Regions from separate parts of the Homo sapiens genome. Here region 2 is linked to region 1. Evidence: read pairs that join two places in POLR2A ChIA-PET (ENCODE). Cell type or tissue: PC-9. All regions are shown on one strand. Links, peaks and the distances in the headings refer to the core of each region. The heading gives the core; the rest is flanking DNA. Region 1 overlaps PALLD (palladin, cytoskeletal associated protein). Region 2 overlaps SH3RF1 (SH3 domain containing ring finger 1).

Region 1 (15,135 bases), core at 6,075-8,574:
AAGCTGATGTCAGCTCCCAAAGATTGTAATTCAGTAGTTCTGAGCAGGGCTCAGGGGAATCTGCATTTTCAACAAGCTCCCCCACCCTCCCATCCCTTCCTGGGTGGGGTAGATCACCCTCAAAAATCACTGTCACCACTACCTCTCCTGACCCCAAAACGCCACAAACCGCGTAACGTTGGGATAGTTCTCATTTGGAGCACAAGCAAATGGGCAGGCACATCACAGAAACTAATGGCAGAGTTTTCAGTAACATTTGACACCACTAACAGCTGCCACCCAAAAGGCAGCCTCCTTGTGTGGAAGAACAGCAGAAATTTCATCTACCCTTCAGTTTCATCCCCACAAGCAAGCAGGACCAGTAAAAGGAGTGTCCTCTCTGTCTAAGACATTTATATATGTTGGGTGTTTAGACTAAATTTCAGACTTCTAAACATTCACAGGTTTAGCGAAAGTAGTTGGAGGGGCTTCTTCAGATTTCTGCGCTCATGGTGATCATATACTGAAACCCTCCAAATTTTTCCTTCCTCTTTCGCCCAGGCATTTTAATTAATACAATGTCCTTCCTAATTCACAGAGGAAAGATCTTTCTAAGAACCCTTGCTGGAGATGAGAAAGGTGGTAAGGATCTGAAATGTGTCTTAGCAAGACTCACCCAACAGGGCCACCCTGCTTCATTGTGATGCCTTTCAGATAAACGAAGTATTCGGCTCTTGTTATTCAATGACCCTAATAAAACTTTACAACTGAAGTGTAGAGGAAAAAAATAAATAAAAAGATCTAATGACATACAAGAAGGGACTGAACCTGTCAACCCCAGAATATTTTCAGTCTGAAAAGCAACCTCATCCTTATTAACTTTACATTGATTCCCAAAGAGCGGAAAATTTAATAAGGAAGAAAAAATTCAATATTTCATGACTCACCACTTCCTCGGGATAATAAATACGAACTAAAGATATATACACTGAACGCTTTTAACATTTTATTTTCACTTCAAAAAATACTGTTTGCACTATCTCTACTATTGACCTCTCAAGATGATTCTATTTCCGGAACGCATTTTTTGATATGGTTTCTAATTCAAAAATCTGTCACATCTTTGATATTTCATAGGCTCCATTAAAATTAATAGCTTCATGGGTCCCTCATGAGTTTCTTCCTTAAATTTTCAAACGGTTTGTGGTCTGTTTCTCAGACTGGCCAATGACAAGCAGTTCTGGGACTGGAAGATGGAAGTAGTGAAATAATCTTTAAAAATGTGTAAAAATTAAGCACTGTCTGCCAGGGGCTTTAGAGTTGGCAAATAGCTAGGTCTTTATTAAACGGTTGGTTTTGTTTCTCCTGTTGTTTCTTCCTGATATCCGTCTGTGTGGTAACTGAGTCACTATGACATAATACCGCAGAGAAAGACTGCAGGACAACCAGACGTACACATGTTCATCCCTCAATGAGTCGCAACCTTGGGTCTGTTCCCTAGACATTGGTGGAAAGACTTGATTAATGGCAGACTTGTTCAACATAAAAAAGAACAAAGACCAGATTTATTCTTGGCATTCCCTTTCCTAGGGGCTTACTTGTAATGGGGTAATTAATTTATGGCTTTGCAGTAAGGCGGCATCAGAGGAGCAATTTAACTCACAAGAGGTAACGCAGATGGAGAGTACAACTGAAAGATACCTTGTGTGGAAGGGTACAGAAGGAACCTCAAGCTGGACGTTGATTTCTTTTATCAGTAATACAAATTCACTACTAGCTGCTTCTTGGATTTCCCCCCTTGAGAGCTGCAACGTTTCCTAAATGAACAGAGGTCTTTAGGGAATGCCTCAAACCACAGCTGAATGGGGAGTGGCTTTAGAAATCGCCGGTGGAACTTGCCTGTTACCTTCTTACAATTCCCCCCGCCCCTGGGCAACGCAAAAGCCGTCCTAAGTGCGATAAGAGCATGGAGTGAAGGGAGTTATTTCTGGAGTTTAGCAGCATTCCTCCCCAGGACACACCCTCTCCCCCTCCCCAGCAGCCCGGCACTCCGACACACTCCGCGCACACGCGCCCCTCGGCGAGACGCGGCGCATTCGCGCGCTGGAGACCGGCGGCCTCTCACCGAGCCTGAGTCGTGGCCGCTGCGCCGCCAGGAGGCTTCCCGGGAGCCGGCGGGGCCCAGGACCTCTCGAGCGCAGCAGGCAAGGGGCCGGCCTTTTGGCAGCGCGGCTGCCAGTTAATTTTCTCCGTTGCATTCTGCAAACGAGATCGCATTCAGAGCCCAGAAGTTGCAAGCTGGGAATAAGCGAGATCTGAAAGACCCCCAAGAGGAGCTTGTTTGGGAGTGGGGGCAGACGGCGTTTTGCGCCCAACTGGTAAGTGGCAGCATTAAATCTATGCAGACATGGAGGAAATAAAGCTTTGCAGCCTTTCCAGGCAGTGGCATGCAAGTACTCGTGCGAAGAGTACTGTTTGGGGTGTTTAGTTGTAGTGGACTCAGAATACCGTGTTCCGCCACGGTTTTCCTAATCCCTTCTTCGGACTCCTCTTTGGGGGTTGGCGGGGGCGGGTCCTGCTTCGCGGGACTTTTCTGTTGTTGGAGTTAGGGTGGGGGAGGGGAGAAAGGCGTGAGGTTGAATAATCTCTCCTACCCACCTCACCCTTTTTTTTTTCCATTAAAAAAAATGATACTTTTAGAGAAGCTTCTCTTTCATGTGTTTAACTTGCCTGCTGCGATTTGAGCCCAATGAGTTTGTATTTTCTCTAATTACTTTGTAATCGGCTCCATCCTCGGTTGAAATAGAAGGAAACTTTCACAAAGCAATCAATTTCTGACAGCCTAAGAGCTGCTCAGTTGCTGAATGAGGTCTAGCTGGAAACACTTTGTTTCTCACAAGGTTTTGGTGATTTTTCCCATGAGAAATCTGGGCGTTTTCACACCTGTTGCTTTTCAGTTGCCTCAAAATTGTTTGCTTGTTTGTTTGTTTTCTTGGGTTTCACTTGATTGCAGTTCTTTGTCTAACCAAATCCAATGCTACTTTCCCGGTTCTCCTCTCCCTTTGGACGGGGTCCCTGTTGTTAGCATTCAGTTGGCGGTGGTTCTTAGGGAACAAGTGGCAGGCAGAATACAATAGGGAAGAATGCATTCCTGATGACTCCTCTACCATGGAAAGACTGAAAAACTGACATTCTCCATTAGTTTTTATGGAAAGCATTGCTGACGCTTATAAATATTCAATTTTGGTGAGTTCCTGAAATTATTTAATCCAGAAGTAACCAGCATGACTTTTACAGAGAGAGTTCCCCTAATCTATTTGCATTACAAGCATAGAGACCCTGGCACCTGAACACCCCCAGAATGCTGAAGTCACCTTTCACTTCACTGGCAGGTAGGCTACTGACAAGGAAAGGGGTGATGGAATGTTAGGAGAGGGGCAGCGGGGAAGACCCCCTGAGAAGGGGGCTGTCCTCCAAGGGACCAGCATGATTTCAGCTTTCTGATGATTAAGAAAATCATCAGGATATTGGAGTGTAATTTAACATCCTAGTAGGTTAAGTTGAATTCCTGTCCACATGATGAAAAAGACTTTCTATCAGCCCTTCTCACACTTCCAAGTGGAGCTCAATGGAATGCTTGTTTATTTCTGTTGCCGATAAATCCATGGGAAATCTCTGCTGAACCCAGCAATTTTAAAAAAGCAAGTTCCAGCTTATAATTGCCCGTATAATGGCAAACAGGTTATTTTCAGTAACCTAAGACTCTTACATTTCCCCCCGCGGTTGTTATAGGGGTTACATGAAGATGTTATGAGCATGCATTTGAGCTTACCCACCCCCAACTGAAATGGAAAGTTATCCTTGGGTGTCTGATGGAAAAGATTGTTGCCAGATACCTTAGGAGGCTATAAAATAACATGTTTCTGAAAAGATCATAACTAGTAGACATGAGTGTCTATAGCTACTATATAATTTTTCATTGTTCCTTTAGGAAAGAGACCTACTTTGATCACTACAGTGTTTACATTTGTTGTTTATTTGTTGTATGGTTTTTCTGAGTCTTTTTTCTTTTCTTTTTGCTATTGAAAATCTCCCTTCATTTAAATGAAATCACAGACTAGAAATAGCAATGATTGCTCTCTAGGGCTAAAATTAGAAACTACAAGAGACTTTTTAGACACATCCCTCTTGTCTCATGGAAGGTTCTGCCGAGTTTTCTTTAAAACTCCCACTTAAGCAATTATTGTAAGATGATGTTTACTCTGTAAAATAGCATTTTTATTTGGACAATTTTTTTCCATCAAGCTTTAATCATACTTTGCCAATGCATATTGAACTTTGTTTCTCTGAGGTGCCTAAAGGGACATCCAATACATTTACCATCCCTTCAAAGTCTGTATACTTAGCTCTTTGAACAGTTTCTTAAAAAAATAATAATAATAAATAAACAAAAGCTCCAATGGCACTTGCAAGAGACAAGACTGGGTCCTGTGATGTGATGGCAGATGGCAGTTGCATGAGCTTTGTTTATGCTCAGAACAAGCTCGGTGTCTCTTAAATTAATCATGAATTGAATAATTGATTTCTCACACCTTGGGCTGCATTTAATCTTCAGCTGTACATTTAAAGATAGGTTATGATTGAGGTCTTGTTCACTTGGACGTCCTTTCAAAGCCTATCAAGTGATTTTACAGTTGGGTCATTTCTAATCGTAACACATATTATAAAATGTAATGACATAAACTTCGAGCTTTCCTGGCTTTTCAATTTCCAAGATGGGCTTCAGTGACCTTCCCATTTGTTGGTCAGCCCCAAAGATGGTGGGGCTAATGGATACAGTGGTTTTTCTGTAAATGTAATTAAACGTGCCTCTGCCAGCTGCCTGTGGTATTTGTGAATGTTTTCGTAAGAAAAGCTGTTCTTCGACTTTATCTGCCCACTGTGGTTTGTGGCATGTTGTGCTATTCTGCAGCCTTGCAGTTTTTTTCCTGAATGATTGGGCTATGATGTCATGTGCTATCTCAGCGCAGAACCTTTTCAAAGCTTTGCTGGGGTCTGTGTGCCTGAGCGAGGGGAGTGGAGGCTCCCTCAGAGCGCACTTGGTAGCGACTCCCCGTCTACTCCAGCACATTCCATCGCCTGGAGACCAAAGCCACCAAATGATTTGCGGTCAGAGTGATTTGGGGCTGGTTAGAGATGATTTAAAAGGAAGGTTATGGGCATATGAAGTGTAGCGTAAAGAAAATATATTTTACTACTTTATTGAGACCACATGGCTCCAACTTGAACTTTTTTTTTAAACATGGAAATTGTTGGCTGAACTGGCTCACAGTGTTTTTTCCCTTTTTTTCATTTTTATTGCTCTGAGCGAAGAGCTGTACTCCCTATTTATTATATGCTTGACCTCTCCATTATTTCTGAAAGTTTGAAAAGCTTTTTATGTTTAAAGAAAACAGGAAAACGTAGGATTTATCTGTTGTGCTCTTCAAGGGCCAAATACCATTGCCAGAGAAGAGACCCAACTCTCTCCAATAACTGAAAGAAGGTTTCTTTCTCATGTCAAGCTTGGGAAGCCATCAGTTATGAAAGAGACAAGGGCCAGTCTGTCCCAGGGTACCCGAGGGCCACAGCATATCAGTACTGACAGTGTATCCATGTCTCTTGTTGACTGGGAGAGATGGTTTTGCTCAACCTCCTAAGGGTTCAATATACCCTACGATTAATAATGGGGCCAAATAAAGCATGGTCGATCTTTTCCAATGCCAGAATGGTGATGCTAGGGCTCAGAGACCAGGGGCTCCTTCTCATTAGCGGTCCATGGGAACACATAACACTTGGGTGCAACACTTCGTTTGTGAGACTAAGCAGCCATCTCCTGCCTCTCCTATGTGGGCTACCACAAACTGGCACAGTAAACCACCTATTACCTCTGAACAGGTTCCCAAATCTCTGTCCAGCATGAACTTAAAGTATCTATTATCACTTCACTCTGTGGCTCAGGTTCATCCTATTTCAATCCTCAAGGCATATGCCATAGTCTAATAGTCCATTACAAGCTATCAGATAGCCAGCTCCAACTTGCAATTCGGTGTTATGACACTAGCTAGAGAAGTGCCATGGAAAGCATGTTTGTGAGCATGCCCAGTCCCTTGGCAGCCATCAACCCAGGGTCTGAGGGCCATGACTGTGATGTAATGGAAGGCCTGAGATCTTCCCACCAACCCTTCATGGTTGCTGGTCTGTGATCCATCTGAGCCAGCCTGGATTCCCGCAGTTTGAGTCTGTGTGTGTGTCCAGGGATTTAAAGGAAAACATGTGGAGACCAAATTAGTGTGGCACCTGATGAGAAAATCTTATAGAATTGGAAAAATGTCAAGAAGGCAACATTGTATGATGGAAATCAAACTACATTGGAATTGAGGATCCTGGTTTTGCCACTATGTGACCTTGAACCAGCTATTTAGTAATGTAACATTGATAAAGCACTGTATTACATTTGATCATTTCCTTCCCAAATATGACATGTGATCATCAGAACCACATTTGGAAGCAGGTAGGGCAGGTGGCGTTATTTCCATTCTGCAAGTATGGAAACTGGAGCTCTAGAGGTTAATGACTTGCTCAAGGTCACAAAGCATGTGAGTGGTAGAATTTGACCTCAAACTCAGAACTTCTGCCAGACACGGTGGCTCATAAGCATGAGCCTGTAATCCCAACACTTTGAGAGGCCAAGGCAGGAAGATCACTTGAGGCCAGGAGTTCTGACACCAGCCTGGGCAACATAGTGAGACCCCATCCCTGCAAAAAATAAAATTAGCCCAGTGTGGTGGTGGGTACCTGTAGTCCTAGCTGCCTAGGAGGCAGAGGCGAGAAGATCGCTTGAGCTCAGAAATTCGAGGCTGCAGTGAACTACTATTGTGCCACTGCCCTCTAGCCTGACTGACAGAATGAGACTCTGTCCCAGAAAGTAAACAAAAAAACCCAGAACTTCTAACTTCAAATCTCATGATCTGTCCACCATAGCAAGCAGCCCTCACAATTCTCAACCTCTATAGAACTCACTCTCCTCATTTGCAAAAATGAGACATTTGGCCCAGAAAATTACAGGCCATTCCAGCTTAAAATTCTGTGTCTGATGAATCACTGGCTGGAAGGGACTTTAAGAAATCACTTAGTCATATTCCTTGCTTCCAGAAGGACTCTATCTAAACTATTTTGAAAAGAAAATATCAGCCCTTTTCTTACAGTCCCAGTGCAGAAAAGGGCCCCAGAGAGTGTCCAAGTGCATTTGGGAGTGAGAAAGAAACGAGGAGCTACAGAGCCAGTGCTCAGCAGGGTGATCCATTTCTTGGGCTCAGAAGCAGTGAGTCTTGCCTCCCTGGATGTGAATGTTCAGCCCTGAGATCAATATCTGAAGTAGGAGAGGAGAGTCACAAGCATGCTTTGCTGGTTAGAAAGGAAGTCTGTAAGAGAGATCAGAAAACTGGTAACTCTGTGAAGAGGAAAAGAAGAGCTAAGTGACTCAGTAATGATCTTAAAGTTTATTAAGGACTCCTGGAGAGTGCGATGACTACAAATCAGTGGTAATGTTTCTACTTAAAGATAGAAACGGCAGAATCCTGCTCATTCAGCAGGTGTGACAAGCAGAAAGCTATGCTAATCTAGCCTTACTTTGCTTGTATCGGAGGGGTTGGTGGCAGAATGGGAGTGAAAGGGGCTTCTCCCTGAAGACGGTGCCTAGGAGCCCCACTCCAGTCTTCCCTTCTCTCTCAGCACAGTTCTCAGCCGGCTGGTGTACCAGTTAGTGTCTAGTAACCTTTCTAGGACAAGGGACTACCAGTAGACAACTACCAGCAAGCACAGCAAGTTGCAAGTTCAGTCTCACATTGCTCAGCTAACCCGGTTATAATTTTAAAAACTGATTTGGCTCCATGTTCTTCCTATGTCACTCCCATGAAATAGATGTTACTTTTTATTTAAAAAAAAAAAAAAGTAGTGACTGAGATCAGAAGACAAGTAATTATCACAACTCTACAACTTACAGAGCTTAGACAAGGCATTTCCTACTCTGGGTCTTGATTTCTCATCTGTGAAATGGGCTAACAATAGCCACTTCAAAGTTAAATATTTCTGAGGATTAGCCAGGCGCAGTGGCTCACACCTGTAATCCTAGCACTTTGGGAGGCTAAGGCAGGTGGATCACTTGAGGTCAGGAGTTTGAGACCAGCCTGGCCAGCATGGCGAAACCCCATCTGTACTAAAAATACAAAAATTAGTTGGGCATGGTGGTGAGTACCGGTAATCCCAGCTACCCGGTTGGCTGAGACAGGAGAATTGCTTGAAACTGGGAGGCAGAGGTTGCAGTGAGCCAAGATTATGCCTCTGCACTCCAGCCTGAGCAACAGAGGGAGAATACATCTCAAAAAAAAAAAAAAAAAAAAAAAAATTCTGAGGATCAAATGGGGAAACATAGATGAGCATGCTGTGTAACAGTTTACATCATTATTAAAAGGAGTCCAATTTCAGGCTTTTCTGTAAACCACAAGGTCACAGATGTTTCTTTTTATTCTGCCTTAATTCCATTCCCAAGCCAAAATCAGAATCACAGCAGTTTATCCTCACTTACTATGTGTCAAGCACATAACCACCTTTAATCCTCACAAAAATATTATGAAGTAGATATATTACCCCTATTTTATTATCTGGAAACTATATTCTCACAAAGATAAGCATCTTGCCCAAGATCACATGGCTACTAAGTAACAGAGACAAAGCGGAAACCAAGGCTGTCTCAAGGCAAAGCTGTGCTCTCAGACCTTCAGGGCTCTGAAGAACTGGGGCCCTGTCCTACCTGAGTACAGCCCCAGTCCTCTTGGTTTCAAGTTGCAGTTGATCTCCTGGCAGGCCTTCCAGGGGGTCTCCTCAGCTGTTCTGAGTCTAGATCAGGTCCTTTGCTTAGTCCCTTAGCTAAAGCTTCATCTTAATCCATAGTTTAGTCCATTCTGGCGGCTATAACGAAGTACCATAAACTGGATACATTATAAACAACAGAGGTTTATTGCTCACAGTTCTGAAGGCTGAAAAGTCCAAGGTGAAGGTGCCGGTAGATTCAGTGTTTGGTGAGGGCCCACTTTCTGGTTCATAGATGGTGCCTTCTTGCTGTGATCTCACGTATTGGAAGAACTAACTAGCTCCCTTGGGCCTATTTTATAGGGGCACTAACCCTATTCATGAGGCTCTACCCTCATAACCTAATCACCTCCCAGAAGGCCCCACTTCCTAAATACCATATGAATTTGGGAGGGGGGGCGGGCCATAAACATCCAGACCATAGCAATCAGCTTACCCCGATTCACACTCCACCGTCTCCTCTCTTTTTCCTGTCCTTATTCCTAGGTGGCTTGCTGACCCCTCTCATGTTCCTCTCCCACTCCACACATTCCTCTTTGGAACATCCTACATTCTCTTCCCCACCTTTCTCTCAGAAGCAGATACTTCCCCATAAGGATCTTGTACCTCTCCCCAGTTTTCCCAGCCCATGACATTAGCCCATCAAGCCTAGATCAAATGCCAATTTCCCCAGCATGTTTACTGTGTTTCCTTTCACTGGAAATAAATTTTAGCATGTTAAAGACAGCCTCTATATTACTTATGAATATCACAGAATGTGAATTTTCAAAACTGTGAAAACCACAGAAGTCATTGCTCAGTTGCCTTTATTTTATAGATGAGGAAACTGAGGCCCAGACAAGTTAATTTACTGCCCACAGTTATAACTGTAGGCTAGAGCTGGAGCTGATTCCAAATGCAGTCAGTATTGTTGTCAAAATAGTTTAAACTGGGCATGTTATTGTATCCGCATCCTCCAGTCTGGTGTGGCCCCTTGGTCAAAGTTTGGAAAGGAGTTTCGCCCTTGCCACAACAGTCTGATTGGACTCAGACCATGAATCATAAGAAATGTTTTCTTTTACTTAAACCTGTTCACTCCTCAATAGGCTACAAAGAACTATTGGCCATTCAACTTTTTTTTTTTTTTTTTGAGACGGAGTCTTGCTCTGTCACCCAGGCTGGAGTGCAGTGGTGTGATCTTGGCTCACTGCAAGCTCCACCTCCCAGGTTCACACCATTCTCCTGCCTCAGCCTCCTGAGTAGCTGGGACTACAGGCACCCACTACCACGCCCAGCTAATTTTTTGTATTTTTTAGTAGAGACGGGGTTTCACCGTGTTAGCCAGGATGGTCTCGATCTTCTGACCTCGTGATCCGCCCGCCTCGGCCACCCAAAGTGCTGGGATTATAGGCGTGAGCCACCGTGCCCGGCCTGCCACTCAACTTTAATTTGTGGCCAGGAAGAGTTAAGTCTCCCCTTAGCTTGCCTGTCTTTTAGGTTCAATAATACCAGATCTTTTTGCTTTTTCTCACAGTTCTTGTTCTCCAACAATTTCATCATCTTTATTTCTATCTGTTGAACTATATCCAAGTGCTCCATGCATCTCAAACTGTGAAGTCCAGAAGTGGACAAAGAAGTCTCATGAAGGTATGAGAAAGTGACGATGACCTCACAATTCCTTCAAACTGTGCTTCCGTTGGTGCGGCCAACTTTCATGCTCGTGTTTCAAGCGATAGCCGGGCCTCACTGGCTCAAGTTCAGCGTATTATCCTCATTTGGCTGGACACTGCTTAGCCTGTGTTTGTGATAATGATTGTTTCCTCCATGTAGCATCCAGAACTTTTCCGATTGAGCTTTTTTCCCTTTGTTCCTGACTACTACTCCAATTCATCAACTCATTTGGGACTCTAATCCTATTCTTCCACCTCTTAATTCTTAACCCCAGCTACTGTCCCAAGTAGCTTAGCACATTAAAAGTCCCTGGAATTCACCCCTGAGACTTCTGGCCCCTCAAAGCACTTCTCCCTCATGGCTCCAGGATTGGATAAAGCCAGTAGTCCATCTCCCAGTACACACAAGGCACTCACACAAGGTTATAAGTTCTGGATAAAATAAGAGATCACCAGAAAGCCTTCCAAGAGGCATGTAGCTAAGGGTCATTACATGGGTAGATTCAGAGATAACTGACTACACTTAGACCTAACTTGGGTATGATGGTGGGAGTCTCCAAGATTTTCCTTTGGCTCAGAAATGTGATAATTATGAATATTTGCACTTATAAATCACTTATCTCCATTAGCGTAAGCTACACTTATAATGATATACATTACCCCAGTTTACAGATGAAGAAATTAAGGCTCAGTGAGGTTAAGGTCACACAGCCCAGATTAGTACTTATGTTTCCTGTCTTTAAATTCCTTGAACTTTCTGTATTTCAGCAGGTTTTAAAATCTTAGAATTCCTAAAAATCCCGTGTGTGAGTTGGGTATGGTGCTTTTGAAAAATAGAGATTCCAGGCCGGGCACGGTGGCCTACGCCTGTAATCCCAACACTTTGGGAGGTCGAGGTGGGCGGATCATGAGGTCAGGAGATCGAGACCATCCTGGCTAACACAGTGAAACCCCGTCTCTACTAAAAATACAAAAAATTAGCCAGGCGTGGCGGCATGTGCCTGTAGTCCCAGCTACTCGAGAGGCTGAGGCAGGAGAATGGCATGAACCTGGGAGGCGGAGCTTGTAATGAGCCAAGATTGCACCACGGCACTCCAGCCTGGGCGACAGAGCGAGACTCCATCTCAAAAAAAAAAAAAAAGAGAGAGATTCTAGGGCCCTGGCTCTAAGACATACTGATTGCTTAAGTCTGAGTGGAGCCCTGGGATCTGCGTTTTAATAAGCACCGTAGAGGGTTTTGAGTAAGCCTTTGCATGCCATACTTGAAGAAACCCTCTCCTAAACTATGCTGTCTAGGCCAGACCCTTTAAATACTACAGATCTACCTTTGCCCTGGGATAAAGCTGGCACATAAAAACCAGCCACAGAAACCTCCTGATCCAGACAGTAGCTCAGAGGGCTCTCTGATGACCCTAAGACCCAGGACTGTGGTGCTCAGAGCCTGCCACCAACCCTGGTTCCGTCCTGTTTTTGTCCTCTTCAGTTTTGCTGACGCATTGAACTCCTCTCTTTAGAGCACTCTGCTTTGATCCCACTCAGGTCTTAGATATGCTCTCACCCCTGATTTTGTCGGCCTCGGCTGCTCCAGATGAGAAAGCCTATCTCCCTAAGGCCTTTCCAGATGCCGCTGTAAAATGGATCTGAAACCTGACTCATGAGAGACAATCTGAAGACTTTATCTGGGGAACTTTCTACTCCCGTGCACCCCAGCTGGGCAACATTTACAAACTGCTCTGAGGGAAAGCTTCACAGCCAGTTTCCCCAGAGAGGCATAGTGGTTCTTACAGTCCTACTAAACTAAGTTTACAATCTATTGTTCCTGAAAAACCAGATACTCCAGGAGGCGGATAGATGACTAGGGAATGGACAGCGCAATGAATGTTGATTGGGCATGCACAGTACACAGGCACTGCACTGATTTCTTTCCATGAGTTGTGTCTTCGTCTCCTTTCACCCATAAGGAGCACAGCCAGGATGGTTTCACCTGGTGCCTGCTCTCTACTCCCAGGGCACTTAGGGATTGTGTGTTCCTTGGATTACAAACATAGCCCTGCTACCTACACATCCCTCGGGTCTTTCAGGATCACAAAATGTGCAAGTGGTCTCTGGCTGGATTCTCTTATGTGTGTTTTATCAAGGAACAAGTAGATTCCTGATGAAAAAAAGTTTTTAGACTGAAAGCAGACTAACAGAGTGGTTGAAAATTGACATGGGACGCAACCGAACTCCCAGTCTTGGTAGACACATTCCACTTACTGCCTCTTCTCTATTCCCTTTTCCAAGTGCAGGAATCTTCTTTTTTATTTTTATTTATGTATTTATTTTATTTTATATTTTTGAGATGGAGTTTCACTGTTTTGCCCAGGCTGGAGTGAAGTGGCGCGATCTTAGCTTACTGCAATCTCTGCCTCCTGGGTTCAAGCGATCCTCCTGCCTCAGCCTCCCGAGTAGCTGGGATTATAGGCGCCCGCCACCACGCCCAGCTAATTTTTGTATTTTTAATAGAGATAAGGTTTCACCCTGTTGGCCAGGCTGGTCTCAAACTCCTGACCTCAGGCGATCCACCCGCCTTGGTCTCCCAAAGTGCTGGGATTACAGACATGAGCCACCACGCCTGGCAGGCATCTTCTGCTCAATAGGCTTGAGTCTTCCTGCACTTTTTCAGAAGCAAATCCAGCTTGTGATAGTGGGGCAGCATGCAATAACATATGCTGGCAGCAAATCCCAACACAGTGGGAAGAAACTGCTTTTCCTGTACATTCGTCTCTACTGTCTTGTGACAATCTGAAGAGAAATTCCCAAACATAAGTCTCCTGAGTGATTGTCAGGTGTATACCTTGCCTTATTGTTAGCAGACGTGAAAGCTCTTTGAGAAGACAGCAAAGTATTTGGAGCTGGAAGGAAAGGGGTGTTTGGAGCCTTGTTAGAGACCAGCTGTAGAGCCTTAGAATGTTCTCTATATAGGAAAGCTTACATTGTGCTGAAAGAAACAGTTGCCTATTGGGTTATAACTTGGCGAGTTATGTAATGATACAAATGTTGGATGACTTGTTAAAGGATCTGAGAGCATTATGGCAAAATTCTATACCCTATCCTTAATTAGATCAAGTTAAACTGAAAGGGAAAAGCAGTCTGGTTTGCTAACCACAGTGGAAGTATTGCTTTCGGGTGGAATTCATATCCGGATTGCATTGTCTGGCTTGAGGATAATACACAGGAAGCAATCTGGAGTTTTTCTTTCTTTTGGTTTTGATATTTCAGTTACAAGGAACTTGAAGTCTAGGAACTGGCTTTGCAATGTTAACAGTTATCACAGCCAGCTAGCCAAAATGTCCCTGTTTAAGATCTTGCTGTTTATCATAACATGAAGTGTGCTCTATGCCGTGTATGATTTCCAATACACATGTGTTAGTAATTACTACCAATATGAGTATCTACCCAGCCATTAATCAAGGCACCCAACACATCCTGCCAATGTACTTTGAAACTTTATCTGCTGAAAAAGCAAAATTCCCCTCCGCTAATGAACACTTTTAGGAAAGCAGGCTGGTTAAGAGTGTCTGAAGCATTTGAGTGACAGCTCCAGAGAACTCCCATTTATGACCGCAGGTGACCTAGCAAAAACTGGGAAATATAAGCACAGTTCTACATTTTAGTTTCTCCTAAAGATCATCAGTTTAATAATAACAGTTGGCCTTTACTGAGCCCTGATCAAAAGTCTCTTGACATGTTTTTTCTCCTTTAATAATCCCAGGACATAAGGTCTGTTAATATCCCTACTTCCCGATTAGGAAACTGAAGCTCAGAGAGGCTAAGTAGTTTGCAAAAATTCATTCATGGAGGAAATGACAGAGCCAGGGTACTAACCCTGGTGTGCTGACTCCGGAACTCATGCTTCTTGGATTCCATTCTTCTTTCAAAACCGCTTGGTGCCTCCAAAGAGAAAAATGGTTTGGTAATTAGTCCCATTTGCTTCCAGTGATGAAGAGGAACTCTTTGATGTTGATATCTTTTTTTTTTTTTTTTAATGGAATCTCACTCTTGTCATCCAGGCTGGAGTGCAGTGGTGCAATCTTGGCTCTCTGCAACCTCCACCTCCCGGGTTCAAGTGATTCTGTTGCCTCAGCCTCCCATGTAGCTGGGATTACAGGCGCCTCCACCAAGAATGGCTAATTTTTGTATTTTTAGTAGAGATGGGGTTTCAACATGTTGGCCAGGCTGGTCTTGAACTCCTGATCTCAACTGATCCTCCTGCCTCCAGCCACCCAATGTGCTGGGATTACAGGCGTGAGCCACTGCACGTGGCCGGATGTTGATATCTTTCAAACATTTATTGAGCACTGACCTTGTCCCAAGGGGTTAAACAGACCATATCACTGAATCCACCCAATAAACAAATAAGGTAGGTTGTAGCATCTCTGTTTTACTGTCAAGTAACCACCTGTTCCGTCCCATCATCCAGCGTTGCCCCTGTGGCCCTAAGGGTTGACCGACTTTCTGTTTGAGTGGAGTATGTAAATAGGACCAAAAAGCCATGTGGTAGTTGTAGGAGAGAGGACACAGCAATGGAAGCCCAAAAGTGTGGTTCTCATCCTGG
Region 2 (15,135 bases), core at 5,150-7,649, 520 kb after region 1:
CTAAGAATGCCCTGTAAGACAATCGACATTACTGAAATAGTTGAATTTCAGTAGGTTGCAATTGAAGTCTGCCTCCACTTTATTCCCCTAAGGGCTAAACTAGGTGTCACTAATCCCTAGATGCTCTGCTCCCTACCAGGAAGTTCAATCTGATGGCTTGACATCAAAGAAATGTTCATAGGCTCCTAAAGATAGACAGCTTGTTTACCACATCTCAAATGGCAAGATTCTGGTTCAAGTGAGGAAAATGCTCATTTGAAAGAAAAGAAGCAGAATGAAAATACTTTCTACTTGGGCAGAAGTTTATCTTTCCAACTTAAGTCAGAGTAAATAATCCTGATGAGTCAAGTGACTTGAAGTGACTCTGGATTTGCCATGGGTGGATCTTTTATGCCTATCTGCACAATTCTATACTCGCCCAATAACAAAAATATAGTAAACCCTTTTCATGCATCACAAACCAAGTATCAGCATGTAATATTGATAATACCTAAAAAGTAAAGACAGGCTTTCATTACTAATCCTGTGCTTACCCATGCTCTTCAGTGTAACTATTCAAATGCTTGGAAGTGCTTGTAGTTTCCCATTACCCACAGTTAGAATATATACATAATGTACAGGAAGGACTGCCTGTGAGTTAAGGGTTGTTTGGTTTTTTTCTGTTGTTTGCTTTCAAAGGAGGAAAAAAATATTTCAATAAACAGGAACATCTGAAGAGTATGGATAAAATTCAAGACTCATACATGGTTTGAATTACTTTCCCATGGATATACAGTAGTCAAATTGATTTTTTATGAAAACGTTGGCAATCTCACTCTCTATGGAGGAAATTGAGTGCTGGCTACAATGATACAGTTTGTCATTTTAGTTTTCAAGATCATGCCAAAACAAATGCCTCAGATAAAAAGACTGCAAAATAAGTGACAGTGGTTTTTCAGTTTTACATGCTTAAGATCCGTGCTTTGATATTTTAAACAACCAGATTACTTTCAATTCCCCAAATAATCTTGTGCTCTCTCTTACTTTTTGGCTTTTGAACACGCTGGTCTCCCTGTCTGGATGTCCTGCCATAAAATATACCTTTTCCATGTCTCTTAGTTAACCCTTATTTATCCATCACACAGATATCTACTAAGACCTCACTTCTTACCAGAAGCCTTCCATGGCCTCAACTAACCTTGAATGGTTGTCTGGGCCACGCTTCCTTCTTTGAAAATGCCTTCGATTTTATTTTCAGCAAGAAATTCTTATTCCCAAAGGACATTTAGTTTATGATATATGATGTAATGAAAATCTACTATGAATTGTAACTCCTTTATGTTCAGCTTGTATTATTCTTTAAAGTAATACAACTATGTGACTACACATACTCTCTAAAAAGACTTTACTATGTCAAGCTTGGCCACAAGCTTTCCAAGCAAAGCTGATTTAAAAAGGGAAAGGGGGCTAAGTAGTTGCTGGGATGGGATGGAGGAAGATTCATTGACTTATTTAACAAATATTTATTGAAGCCCTACTTTGCATATCACTATTCTGGTTCTGCTGATGCAGCAAGTAACCAAAGAAGTAAGTAAAAAATAAACAAATAAACTTTTCTCCATCTTACTTAAGAACTTTATCAACTTTCTACTCCCACCAAAGCCAGCAAATGGAATAAACAGGAAATAGTGTAGGTGACTGACAATAAGCATACAGTGACATTTAACAAGACACAGGAATGCTTTTAGCAGGGAGAAAAAGTAAAGAGTTTCAAGTATCTCACTGTCTTCAATAATTGTTGGATAGGATGGAGGAATTCTTCCTGATCTGTCCAGTGATCTGTAACAGGGCATTCCTGGTGCTTTTTGTTGTGAGGACTTCTTAATACTCAAATTGCATAATTAAGATTTATTTAGTAAGCTGAATATTAACACAGTTCAAGTTTCTACAGATTAATTTACCTCAACATATGAAATTGGAAATATTCCTATTTTGTCTGCCAGCATTCCTTCAGCCCAGTTTTCATCCACTCTTCGGATCACAGTCAGAACATCATCCTGAAGAAACAGCAAATCATTAATCTACCTGATCATTAAGCTGTACCATTAAGCTTGTCATTTAATTTTCCTTTTCAATAAAGAGACTCATGTTTTAAAGAGTACATGAATAAAAATGCTATGACATATCTTTAGTACATGGATTAAATGTTTTCATGAATTAAACGGTAGCTACCAGCCCACCTGGTGTCCTTTCCAACTGTTACAAAGCTATGAACTCCTATGCAAGGGAGCTGGCTGCTAACTCTTAAGATCTACAAATTGCAACCTCAAATGATACCTACCCTAGCCTCCTGAGTTTGTTTTAGATTGATTCTCAGATGCTCCTCATTTTCTGAAAATAAACCAAATGCCTACTCAAATGTACATCCTACCGCTTTTCTCCACAAAAATCACAAAATTCTGCTTAAAACTCCAAACCATTTTATCAATTCGGCAGATATATTCCTGTATGCTTTTAGGCAAAGAATTTTACATATAAAATATGAAAGTAATGACATTTCATTTTGTTATTCATAATTCAGTACTTTAAAATCCCTGAGTGGTGCATACACCCTTTAAAGTGGCTTAGAAATAAATTCAGACTCTAAATATGAAAATGATACCACATAGAGCATCAACCAAGATAATCTTTCATATAAGAAGTCTGTGCATAAAATTACCTTCCTTGTGACTTAAAGACTGCTTCTAGGCATTTTCAGAAGCATAGTGAGTAGTTCACACAAAACTTGTATTTTTTTTTGCAAAAGGCAACACGAGCTATATTTCTATGTATCTGGGTACAGAGGTAGAGCTGGCAAACAGAAAACAAGCACATTCTACCTTTACCTTTGCAAATGGAAGGCAATCTTTGTCTGCTTCCTTGTCTTTCACTTCAAAGTCATAAAGTGCTTTGCACTGAGGTGGGGGCTGAGGTAACGGTTTAATAATCTGCACAAAGTTGGTGGGGAAAAAGCCATGGATTCCATTGACTTCCCCATGGTACCAATTTTCATCCACTTGTCTTCGCAAAATGATGATGTCACCTTTGCTGAATTTAAGGTCTCCAGGCTCTTTTCCTTCATAGTTGTATAATGCTTTGGCACATGGTAACTGAGGTATACCCTTTAAAAAAAAAAGAGGGATGAATTTTAATAAAATAATGGTCTTAAAATGTCTCTGAAAATACAACTGCGTTGTCATTGTTTTAAAGTCAAAGTCAAAACCACACTGTAACCCTTGAAGAAAATCTCACACAAAAACAATATATATGTGTTACCAATAAATAGAAAACACAAAACAATTGTCCATAGTGACATAAGAACAGTACGACACCCATGCACCAGCCATGATTTAGGCTTCTATTCTTAAGTTTAACTTGGTGGGTGTTTTGCCTTCTTTCTTTGAGGTTATCAGTATATGAAAGCATGACTGCCAGGTCTGCCTCTCAAGAACTCATAAAAAACAAGCTTAACTTCCTACATTAACTACTTTATTCATCAGGATAAATGATAAACACTGAGGAGAAATGATAGATACTGAGGGGAAAAATTTAAACCAAATTTATTAATTTACTAAACTGCTTTTAAGCTTGGTTGATAAAAATCAGAGTTCGGCTTTTAGGCAAATCTCTTCCTGATATTGCTTTTAATGTGGGCAGTAGGTCTTACTCTTTCATGAGCTCAATGAGTATTTAATGAGGGTCTACTCCTGGATACAGCAGTGAGTGAACAGTCACAGTACCTGCCATCCCCAAGTTTATAATCTGTAAGTGTATAGACACGTGGTCTTTTACAGCCTAAGATCATTCAACTTTGCTCTTTCCTGGAAGAGAGCACATTGTTAGGCTGATAAGCTAAGAGATGAGGAATTTAATGTTCCTGCATTGCATTACTGTTTTAAATGACAAGTTTAAAATTGTGTACATAAACCCCAGTGCAATTTAATCATCAACTGATTAATATGATACTTTTCAACGGCATTGGGGGTGCCCAATCTTGAGCATCAGTTGTCACTTTAAGATCTTTGGCCTCTCTGAGCGCTGTTGCATATCGTTGATTCAGGAGATAAGTGGCAAATCCAACATGTCTATAATAATTCCCTGAACAAGATTACAGGGCTCCTGCTTTTGGAGTCTTTATTTATTTATTCACTCTTCCAGAAAACATTTATCAAGCTTTTACTTTTTTTTTCTTTTTTTTTTTTAAGACGGAGTCTTGCTCTGTTGCCCAGGCTGGAGTGCAGTGGTGCAATCTCGGCTCACTGCAACCTCTGCCTCCTGGGTTGAGTGATTTTAACGCTTCAGCCTCCCAAGTAGCTGGGATTGCAGGCAAGCACCACTATGTCTGGCTCATTTTTGTATTTTTACAAAATGGGGTCTCGCCATGTTGGCCAGGCTGGTCTCAAACTCCTGACCTCAAATGATCCACCCACCTTGGCCTCCCAAAGTGCTGGGATTATAGGCATGAGCCATCGCACCCAGTGCAAGCTTTTACTTTTTACCACGCAATGTGCAAGTGCTGATGACTTAAAGAAGAATAAGACAGTTCTTTTCTTAAAGGATATTAGTAATAACTACAATACAGTGTAATAAATGTAATGATAAAGATATGCACACCATTTATGGGGACAAAAAACATAGGTCTCTCGTGTTTGGTGAGTAGGAAAATGAAACACTTCCTGGAGGAAGTGACACATGAGCCAAGTCTTAAAGGATGCACAGGAATTAGTTGTCAAGGTTGGAGTGAATGAATGAAAGAGAACAGTAAGGGCATTCCAGGCAGAGGGGTCAGCACCAGCAAAGACCTGGAGGTAAGAAGTCACATGTGCAGCGGGACTGGGGAGCATAAAGAATGCAGTATTCCTGGATAAGAATTACGGAACATAAAGGAGAGGTAGGCAGAGGCCAGTTTATTGAGGGTCTTGTATAACATATGAAAGAGTTTTTATTGCTGCGTTCTTCTGGTAATGGTAAGTCATTTCCATGTTTAATGCACAAACAGACTTAGGTCCTATGTGCCGGACAGATCAGTCTGGCAGTAGTGTGGAAAATGGACGTGAAGTGGGCAGGCAGGCAGAGAGCTATGTGCAAAGCACAGGCCTCAACTAGTTGAATATTTTTTAAGTTTAATATTTCCAATGAAGTAGAGCAATATAGTTAGCATTACTTATATCATTGTCTGCCCCCCGACCTGTAAAAAGTGGATCAAAGTTTTATACCCTTGATGGCAACAGAACTTCATAACACAATTTTCAAAAATTAGTTTGGTTTCTACTTAGAGACTTAGAGTCTGGACTACCTATAAGCCAAATTTGTTTTGCTAAACATTTGTTTAGGAATATTAATTATTGCTCTCAAAATGCTATTGGCAATCATCTTGCCTTGGCTTAGTCCATGTGATGTTGTAGTTGGTTAATTAGAACTTCCCTGAGAGGCCAATGTCCTGGGAAGACAGGGGTTGAGCCTTCCAGAGTAATGACACCCTCCTGTGACCTCTGACTTTCAGACTCTGTCTTAAGATCTGGCCTCCAATGGCGTCACTTCTGCTACTCTGCCTTGACCTAATCTTGTAAGCAATTCTGCTGTGCCCAGAAAGGAAATGCCCACCAAGAACTCTGGTCATTCACAACGCTGTGTACTCTGGTCACATTACATTAGTGTCCAACTCTGGGGAAAGAAGAATTCTAATTTTTCTCTACCCTCACAGATGCCTCATTATATTCTCCACTATATTATGTATTTCTTCAAGGCTAGTTATCACAGCTTAACAACATTTCCAAAAATAGGTTTGAGGAAATAATAGTAAAACACAGCAATCGACAGAGAGAGAGAGATAGAGAGAGAGAAAGAGAGAGAACTGGCAAGTACTATACTAAATCTCTTGTACAATAGCTAAAGAGACTCTGATCAGGCAGTATAGGGTACTGGCTGGAAGCACAAACTCCAGAGCCAGATTGCAGGGTGTGAATCCCATTTACTAGCTCTGTGATTTGGGGCAGGTTAACTCGCTGTGCCTCTTTCTTCATTTGGGCTGTTGTGAGGATTTAGTGAATTCATATATATAAGCCACACCTTAAATGACCCAGCAGGCAGTACATGCTACATGTGTGAACCATCATCATTGTCATCATCGTCATCATTACCCAGTGTAAAAAGCCTCTTTACCAGTGAAATGGGGCACCTGACAATGCATTTGTCTCTCCACAGCTGGATGCTTTCCCTTTTAGATGAATTCACATAGCAATTACATTTTTAATACATATTCACTGTATAACAATGCAAAGAATGTTCCTCCTAGGAAGTGTTCAGGATTTTGAAATGTGCATTTCTGAAGCACACATTTGTTTTCTGAGTAGAATCCATTCATCTTCTGGTTGAACAGAAGAAATTACAAATTCACTGACATGTACCGTTTAATAGGGGATGGCATTTTAGATGTGGCTGTAGTTCATCTTGACAGGGCTAATGTAAGGCATTGGAAGCCTGCATGAATTAATTGAAAATCCCATTACAAACTCGGTGACAAATAACTCTATTCACCATTATGGCCTGTTTTTTTCCCTACCTCAATTAGCTCTGTTTGGCCCACTCTGTCCAAATCCATGCCAGCCAAACCCATGCACCAAGATACAGATTTAGCACTCTTAGAAACCATTCTGAACTGCTCCTTGAAGAGATCTGTAAAATTCCAAATGACCCACAATATGGTTTTTTGTGATATGCTGATGTGGGAACTGAAGGAATTTATTTCTTTACAGATCACTTCCACACACCAGTGGCCTAATGGACTTATTAACTTTTCCACAAAACAAATCTATTACATGTTCCTAAAATCATCAAGGATTCTAAATAGACCAGTGGCAAGGAGAAAGCTTACTATGATAACAGTGATATACATTATGGTTAGCCTAGGGTTACATTTCCGTGATGCAACTGAAAATTCATTAATTCACCCCAACTTGCTAAGTCTTGACTGCTAAAATTGTTTCAATGATCAATAACCACAAAGAATCATAAAGCTTATGACAATCTAACCCATGAACAAACATTTGTGCATCTGGCTGTGTTTTTCTATGGTATTCTTTTTCAATTAAATTCTATGAGGCTAGAAAGCCAGTTTGGGTCAAGTTTCTAAAAAGAAGGCTTCCCACATTAAATAAAATGAATTCTACTCTGATTTTAAATCAAGCAAAGTTCAGTGATCTTTGAAAGACTTATTCCCACACAGACTGCAGATGATTAAGGATAAACGGTTAAACGACTTGGAAAAGCAATAAAAGAACACATTTTCCTTTTGCAACATCTGAAAGATAAAGCCAAAACAATTGGTTTGATAGCCTAGGACTACTCTGTGGATAAAATATGTCTGGAGCCCATGGAGGCACTGCCCTCTCATTCATCTCCTTCGAAAGGTCTGAGAGTCATGTCATCACTGGGCCCTCTGCCCTCCAAGCCTTCTGCAGGCTTTCCAAACTGCTGCTTTTCTTCTGTATCCTCTCATCAGGCCAAGGCCCCCAAGGATCCACAGAGCTTACATTTCACTTGGAGACTTTCACTTGGCTACACATGAAAGGGATGCTTAAAAGGAGAGAAAGCCAAAGAGAAACCGACTCTGCAGTCTAACCTTGGGTTTGCGGCTTGTCATTCACACTGCCAGCTTTATCAAAAAGCTTGGCAATTTAGACAGGCAAACTGTTACAGTAATTCTGCATCTAAAAACATTTTGATAAACATCTACTATATTGTTCATTTAAAAAAATAAGTATGATAGTGGGCCAGCTTTACATTTCAAATAATTTTTGTTTCCAAATCATACATACAGGTTGTCTTTTAAGATATTAAAATCCTCATGTGATCTGCCTATAAATATTTTTGATTAAATGCTTTCGACTTCCATTTCCATACCATCAGCGGTATTCCAATACATCTGGCAAAATGCTACTTGATGAACTAGCTGAGATTCTAACAGGTAAATAAAACATTCACTGCCAATTTATTTTATAGACTCTAAATGCCAATGCCCAGATGTACGTGCAAGACAGCCTCTCTAAATTCAAATTCCTTCATGCATTTCTTACTGCTCCATAAAGTAAAAAAGATTCAGTGACCTCCTAAAAAGAAAATCTAGAAGACACTCTTGTAGTGGGAACAGCTATAAAATGTGTATAATTTAATAACTCAGTTATATCTAAATTGGCATCAATGCTGGCTGATTTTAACTTGACTTTCAGAAACTTTCCAGAAAGAACTGAGGCACAAAGAAATCATAGTAATAGAAAGTACCACACAGAGTAAGAAGTAGAAAAATGGGTGGAAGAAACAATTTTTTAAAAATATCTTTTGGGTCAGGCACGGTAGCTCACACCTGTAATCCCAGCACTTTGGGAGGCTGAGACAGGCGGATCACTTAAGTCTAGGGAGTTCAAGACCAGCCTGGATGACATGGCAAAACTCATCTCTATAAAAAGTACAAAAATTAGCACGGTGGTGGTGCGCCTACAGTCCCAACTACTTGCGAGGCTGAGGCAGTAGGCAGAGGTTGCAGTGAGCCAAGATGGCGCCACTGCACTCCAGCCTGGGCAATAGAGTGAGACTCCGTCTCAGAAAAAAAAGTAAAAAAAAATAGAATGTCTTTTGTACAACAAAAAACATGTTGGCTTTTCCCTACAAAGTAAAATATCTGTCAAGATATAATAACAGTATTTCATGAAAATATTGATTCTTTAACAGTTAATAACTCCTAAGTATTGTTCTCAAGATATCTACATCAGATAATCACTCAAATATGATTTGGCCATCACTACTAATGTTTCAACTTCAATGACGGCCAAGACGAATATTAAAGGTTTTATTTTTCCAAAGTAACATCAGAAGGGACTGAGAATCCCATAATTCCACAATAGTCCATCTTTCATTTGTTCTTTCCTTTAACATTTATTTCTGGAAAGCACTGTGCTGGGGAATTTTTATCTGACAATCATTTTCTTAATCTTCTACCTCCCACCTACCCCAAATTCACTACATAAAATTTTCTAATCATACTAACTTTAATCAAAACTACCAGCACTTTGAGGATGGCAGCTGCAAATAAACAGAAATTAAGACAAAACGTTGTTTCTTCATTCACATGTCTTCTTTTTGCCTTTATTCTACTATCCCAGTGTCCCCTTTTCTTGCATGCTCATTTTCTCCAGCTTTCTCCAGAAGTAGACTCTGCAGCCAGCCAGCCCCCCTCCTTATTCCAGACCTGGTTCCAGTTCCATACCAGCTCAAGAATGTGGGCTGACCAAGGCCAGCCTTTGGGCTTTTTTAGCGCTTGGTGGCTCCTCAGCACACACTCTGTGCTGTCTGCTGCCCTGCTCACGCTCATCTGTGGGCTCCACACCCTCCATCCTCTCCTTACCCAGCTCCTGCAATCCAATCCACCATCGCTAATGGAGTGTCTAACTCAGCTCTTGACCAAACAGCAATCAGTCAATTATAGTCTCCAGCAGCCTTGCTGTTTTGCGGGGGGCATTAATGGTTTCGGGGGCAAGGTAGAGGGAGAGAAAAAAAAAAACAAACTAGAGATAAAGGAAAGTAGATAAAGTAGCTTTCTTACCAATTTCCCTGGGCTGTACTCTCATCATTAATCATTTGCATAATGAATTTAGCTGAAGTCAAGAGTATATTCAAACACCCAGAAAAAAAAAAAAATGAACAACAGTTTTCCAAATTTCAAAACGAAAAAATGCTATTAGACTCTTCATTAAATGTTTTTTTCTAGAAACTAAAATACAGAAAACAAACTGAAATACATTTGTCCCACCTCCTGGATTTTCCTCTCCTACAAGTACAGGAGAACCTGAGGCAGCACTCAGGAGCATGTTTAAAAGGCAATGTTGCAGGAAAAGTGGGCTAAGGGGCATTGCTTAGTAAATACCTATATTTAGGAGGCAGAAAAAAGAGAGATACAGGAAACTAGAGAGGTAGGACGAAAACCAGCAAACTATAACCACAGTAACAAGGATAATTCCTGAAACACGGTTTTGTCCACATCACCTATGTCTTTACAATCTGGAGACAGTTCCCAATTACCTCTTAAATCACATTAATGGTCTAAATCATGAGTTTTATGGCCCTCCATTTGGATTGTCTGTTCCACCTCATATTTTCCACCCTCAGCAAGCAAACCAGTCTGCTGTCATCACCTCCAACTTCATACATGCCATCTCTCCTCCACCAAAATTCATCGAGAACAGTCCATTTCTCCCTCCACCTCCCCACCTTGTATATGTATCACGTGCCTGATAATTATGCTGCATTTCTTTCACTTGGATTTTTATGTCTGTCTAGGATGACTGCTTTTGTTGTTTGGAATCAGGTGTAAATAAGGCCAAGATCAATGATCTGATTCTTGTGTGGGTCAATAGGACAGTCTCTATTTCCCAGATGTGACAGCCACTACTTGTCCATCAGGACCCAGCCCAGGCATTGCCTCCTTGGGGAAGCTTCTCCCAACCTTCCTCTACCCAAGTCTAGAGAAGGTGCTGCTCTTTTTATGTACACCTAGAGTGCCTTATGAATACTGTTATCATGGCCCTTATCTTACTCAGTTTATAACCTATTTCTTCCTGCTAGACTGTAACCTCCTGGAGACCTGGGACTATGTGTTATGCATCTTTGTATCATGAGTACCTACCTCAGTGTCTGTGAAAAACTTCTTGCTGAATAAATTAATGAAAGAACAAAAGTTATCTCTAGTGGACTGAGTGGTAAGGTGTGGATAGGTTAAGTGGAAAAAGAACACATCTAAAGGAAAAGCAACTAAAAAGATGATTCTACTGACAGGCTCAACAGTTTTACACAAATTGCAAAATATATACAAACACATATTTATGTGTCTCTGGGAACTCCTCATGAATGGTAGACTGCTAATCCATCTTTTTGAAACTGTCCTCCCAAGTACACAGCAGGTGGTGGGCACTTGATTCTGAGACATGGGAGGTACAGAAATACTGAAGGAGACATTTTTATTACCATTTCCTAGGCTGCTGGGAAACCTGGGGCATGCTAAGGTGCTACAGAAAAACCTGGGGAAACATGAGCAGGCACTGCAAATTGGTATCAACTTCACTGTGTTCTAGACACTGGAACTAAAACATAGTCCGTTCTGGAAGTGGGCAGTTGAGTGTCTTATACTAAGCAAATGGCTGGCATTTGAAAAATGTGAAACAAATTATGCAGCAAACTACAGCAAATAAATATTTTCCTTATAAACTCATTTGGTGGTTAGGAGGAAACAGTCATGCAGTTGATATGGCATTTCTCTTGGATGGCCTTAGTACCCAACTGACAGATAAATCATTAAAGAAAACAAATTTTATGAATTTCTCCAAGTGAAGATAGCTATTGAGAATGCAGTCACTCAAGTAAAATGCAAGAAGTTTGTGTCACTCATTGCCTTGAATATTAGTTTTCTGTTTCATCACATGTTTAATAATTACAATAGTATTTTGCAGAGAGCAGGAATATTTACTGGGAAGATTCTCTGCAGTAACTTGAGTTACCATCTTGAAGACTCATCACAGGATGGGGACTATTTCCTGGGAAAAGGTCAAGTTTCTACCTATTTGAAAAACAGATTCCTGGCAAAGAATCTGCCCTTCTCTTGCCACTGCCCTGCCCTAGGCCTCCAACCTGACCCTGGGGTGTAGAGCTAAATAGGGAGGAATGATCATGTACCAGGAATTCTGCTTGCATCTTATCTAATCCTACAGAAATCCAGGAAAGTAGGGAGATTCAGAAACACAAAGGGAGAGGGGTGTGTTGAGAACATGTTTTAGTATTAAAGAGGTTGGGTAACAGCCACATGCAGTGGCTCATGCCTGCAAACCCAGCACTTTGGGAGGCTAAGGCAGGCAGATCAATTGAAGCCAGGGGTTCACAACTAGTCTGGGTGATCTGGTGAAACCCCATCTCTTAAAAAACTAAAAAAACAAAAAACTAGCAAGGTATGGTGGCACGTGCCTGTAGTCCAATATTGTGCCACTGCACTCCAGCCTAGGTGACAGAGCAAGACTCTGTCTCAGAGAAAAAAAGGCGGGGGGGGGAGTCAGGTAAGGCCTCAGTGAAATTCAATTGCCTATTTTTAGTTTTGTCCAGTGTTTACATTAACACCTTGGAGAGAGGATGCTCATATAATTTAAACATAAGGTTAAATGTAAAAGATAGTTCATAGTTTCAGAATTAAAGCAATATTGAAATAAACCTACACACATATAAACAACTAGACAAAAGCGTCAAGGCAATTCAACTGAGAAAAATAAAGTCTTTTCAAAAGATGATTTCAGAACAATTAGAAGCCCATGGGGAATAGATGGGGATGAATCTTGAGCCCCTACCTCACACTATACACAAAAATTAATTTAAGATGAATCCCAGACTCAAATGTAAAAGCTAAAACTGTAAGTTTTATAGGGGAAACAAGAAATTACCTTAGTGATGTGTAGGGAGGGGAAAAAAGCCTAAATTAACCATAAGTTGACAAATTTGACTGTATTGAAATTGAAAAATTAGGTTCAACAACAAAAGACACATGAAGAAAATAAAAATGTAAACCACAGATTGGGAAATATATATATATATAATAAAGGACTCAAATCCAGAATTAAAATGACTCCTACTAACCAACAATTTGATTTAAAAACAGGCAAAAGTTCTTTCCCATCTTGCCAGATGGTGGTGAAAAAATTGAGAAGCTGGATACTAAAGAGAAGGAACCCGAAGCCACGAAGGCTGATGCTGGTGGTAAGGTGAAAACGGGTAACTTCAAGGCTAAAAGCCCCAAGAAGGGGAAGCTCCACTGTGGCCAAAATCCTATCCTTATTAGAGGAATTGGCAGATATTCCTCATCTGCTATATATTCCAGAAGTGCCATGTACAAGAGGAAGTACTCAGCCAATAAATCCAAGGTTGAAAAGAAAAAGGAGAAAGTTCTTGCAACTGTTACAAAACCAGTTGGTGGTGAGAAGAATGGTGGTAACCTAGGTGGTTAAACTTCACAAAATGCCTAGATATTATCCTACTGAAGATGTGTCTCAAAAGCTGCTGAGCCACAGCAAAAACCTTCAGTCAGCATGTGACAAACTGCGAGCCAGCATCACCCCAGGGACCATTCTGATCATCCTCTCTAGGTGTCACAGAGGCAAGAGAATGGTTTTCCCGAAGCAGCTGGCTACCGGCTCGTTACTTTGACTGGACCTCTGGTCCTCAATTGAGTTCCTCTAGAAGAACACACCAGAAATTTGTCATTGCCACCTCAACCAAAATTGGTATCTGCAATGTAAAAATCTCAAAACATCTTACTGTTGCTTACTTCAAGAAGAGGCAGCTGCAGAAGCCCAGATATCAAGAAGGTGATATCTTCGACACGGAAAAAGAGAAATGACCAGTGCAAGGTTGATCAGAAAGCTGTGGACTCAAATTTTAACAAAAATCAAAGCCATTCCTCAGCTCCAGGGCTACCTATAATCTGTGTTTGCCCTGACAAATAAAATTTAACCTCACAAAGTGGTGCTCTAAATTTCTTAAGAACCTAATTAAGTAACTGATAACATTAAAAAATAAAAACAAGCAAAAGATGTGAATACACATCTTGAAAAGAAGATGTTTGTATAGCCATGGAAGGGCACTCAACACCATCAGGCAACTGCAAAATAAAACCAAAATGATATATTATAATGCGTTCATTAGAATGATTAAAATTTAAAGACTGACAACAGAAAATTTTCTAAAAAATGTGGAGCAACTAGAATTTACATAGATTGCTAGTGGGGGTCTAATACTGATTGAAAAATTCTTATAAAGTTATATGTACATTTACTCTTCAATCTACCCCTCTTAGGTATTAACCCAAGATAAACGAAAACATACATCCACACCCAGATTTGTACAAAAATGCACATCACAGCACTATTTATAATACCAAACACTGAAAACAATCCAGATGTCCATCAACATGGGAATAAATGGAATCCTGTTTAACTATTTCAAAAAATGAATTACTGACACATGTGAGTAAAAAAAAATACTATATGATTACATTTATAAAATATTCAAAAACAGGTGAAACGAATCTCTTGTGGTAAAAATCACAGTAGTTGCCCATAGGAGGTGGGCAAATGAGTGAAAGAGGGTGTGAGGGAAATTTCTGAGACTATAAATATATTCTGTATCTTGACGGAGGTGTTAGTTATCCTGGTGTAGAAAGGTATCAAAACCTACTAGATCGTACACTTAAGAACTGTAATTCACACATACAAATTTTACCTCAATACCAAAGGATATTAAGGTAACACTGGAAGGCCAAGGTGGTAGGATATCTTGAGGCTGGGAGTTCAAGATCAGCCTAGACAAAATAGTGAGTCCCTGTCTCTAAATAAAATTAAAAATAAATTAGCTGGGCATGGTGGGACAGGCCTATAGTCCCAGCTACTCAGGAGGCTAAGGTAGAAGGATCACTTGAGCCCAGGAACTCCAGGTTGCAATGAGCTATGATTGTGTCACTGCAGTCCAGCCTGGGCAACAGAGTGAGACCTCACCTCTAAAAACAAAAACAAAAGCAAAAGTATCACAATGAGTAACAAGCCACACTGGCTTTCAAGAGAATGGCAAAATGAGAAAAGAAATCTGAAATTCAGAGGTATGGAGATTAATGCACATAAAGATGTCTACTTTTCCAAAAGGAAATTACAGAACAGAAATGATTGTACATAATGTACTGTCACTCCTAGAATCTGACCTTATTAGCACCAGTCAGTCTCTCACTAGATGTCCAGGATACATTCTGAATCCCATAAACAAAAGGAACAGAGAAGTTTGGCATATTCAGTAGAGAGAGATAAAGATGATAAAAGTGTTGGAAAATATTGACAGAAAAGCTGTAGAAACTGAGATGTATTAGTACAGCAGTATTATTCTAGAATAAGTCTTCAAATACCATGAAAAGGTCTTACACAAAGAGAGTAAGTCTGATTGGAACTCGCTGAATAAAAAAATACAGGCTTAAACTCATGCATGCATTATTTAAGTTGGATAAAGGAATTTCCTGACAGAGAGGGTTGTTAAATATTGCAGTGG

Evidence for each region. ChIA-PET counts read pairs that join two places held together with the same protein. Peaks named below come from ENCODE experiments on the same cell type or tissue, not always from the same donor. Only the 100,000 strongest peaks of a DNase experiment are listed, where the experiment ranks them.
Region 2: POLR2A ChIA-PET joins it to region 1 with 6 read pairs; 2 of 35 experiments call an interaction of 5 or more read pairs at or near these places.

Annotation. Positions count from the first base shown.
Region 1 is chr4:168,629,544-168,644,678 of GRCh38, forward strand. The region is part of intron 2 of PALLD (palladin, cytoskeletal associated protein); the gene reads left to right. Among named protein-coding and RNA genes, the nearest start is that of PALLD-AS1, 11 kb to the right of the region's middle. In PC-9, for the core only: no CTCF peak of the experiment used is centred there; DNase peaks (open chromatin) are centred at 7,128 and 7,398; H3K4me3 peaks cover 728 bases; H3K27ac peaks cover 2,500 bases.
Region 2 is chr4:169,153,540-169,168,674 of GRCh38, forward strand. It overlaps SH3RF1 (SH3 domain containing ring finger 1), which reads right to left. Exons shown (of 12, transcript NM_020870.4): 3 at 2,865-3,140; 4 at 1,941-2,036. It also overlaps the pseudogene RPL6P12. Among named protein-coding and RNA genes, the nearest start is that of SH3RF1, 110 kb to the right of the region's middle. In PC-9, for the core only: no CTCF peak of the experiment used is centred there; a DNase peak (open chromatin) is centred at 6,302.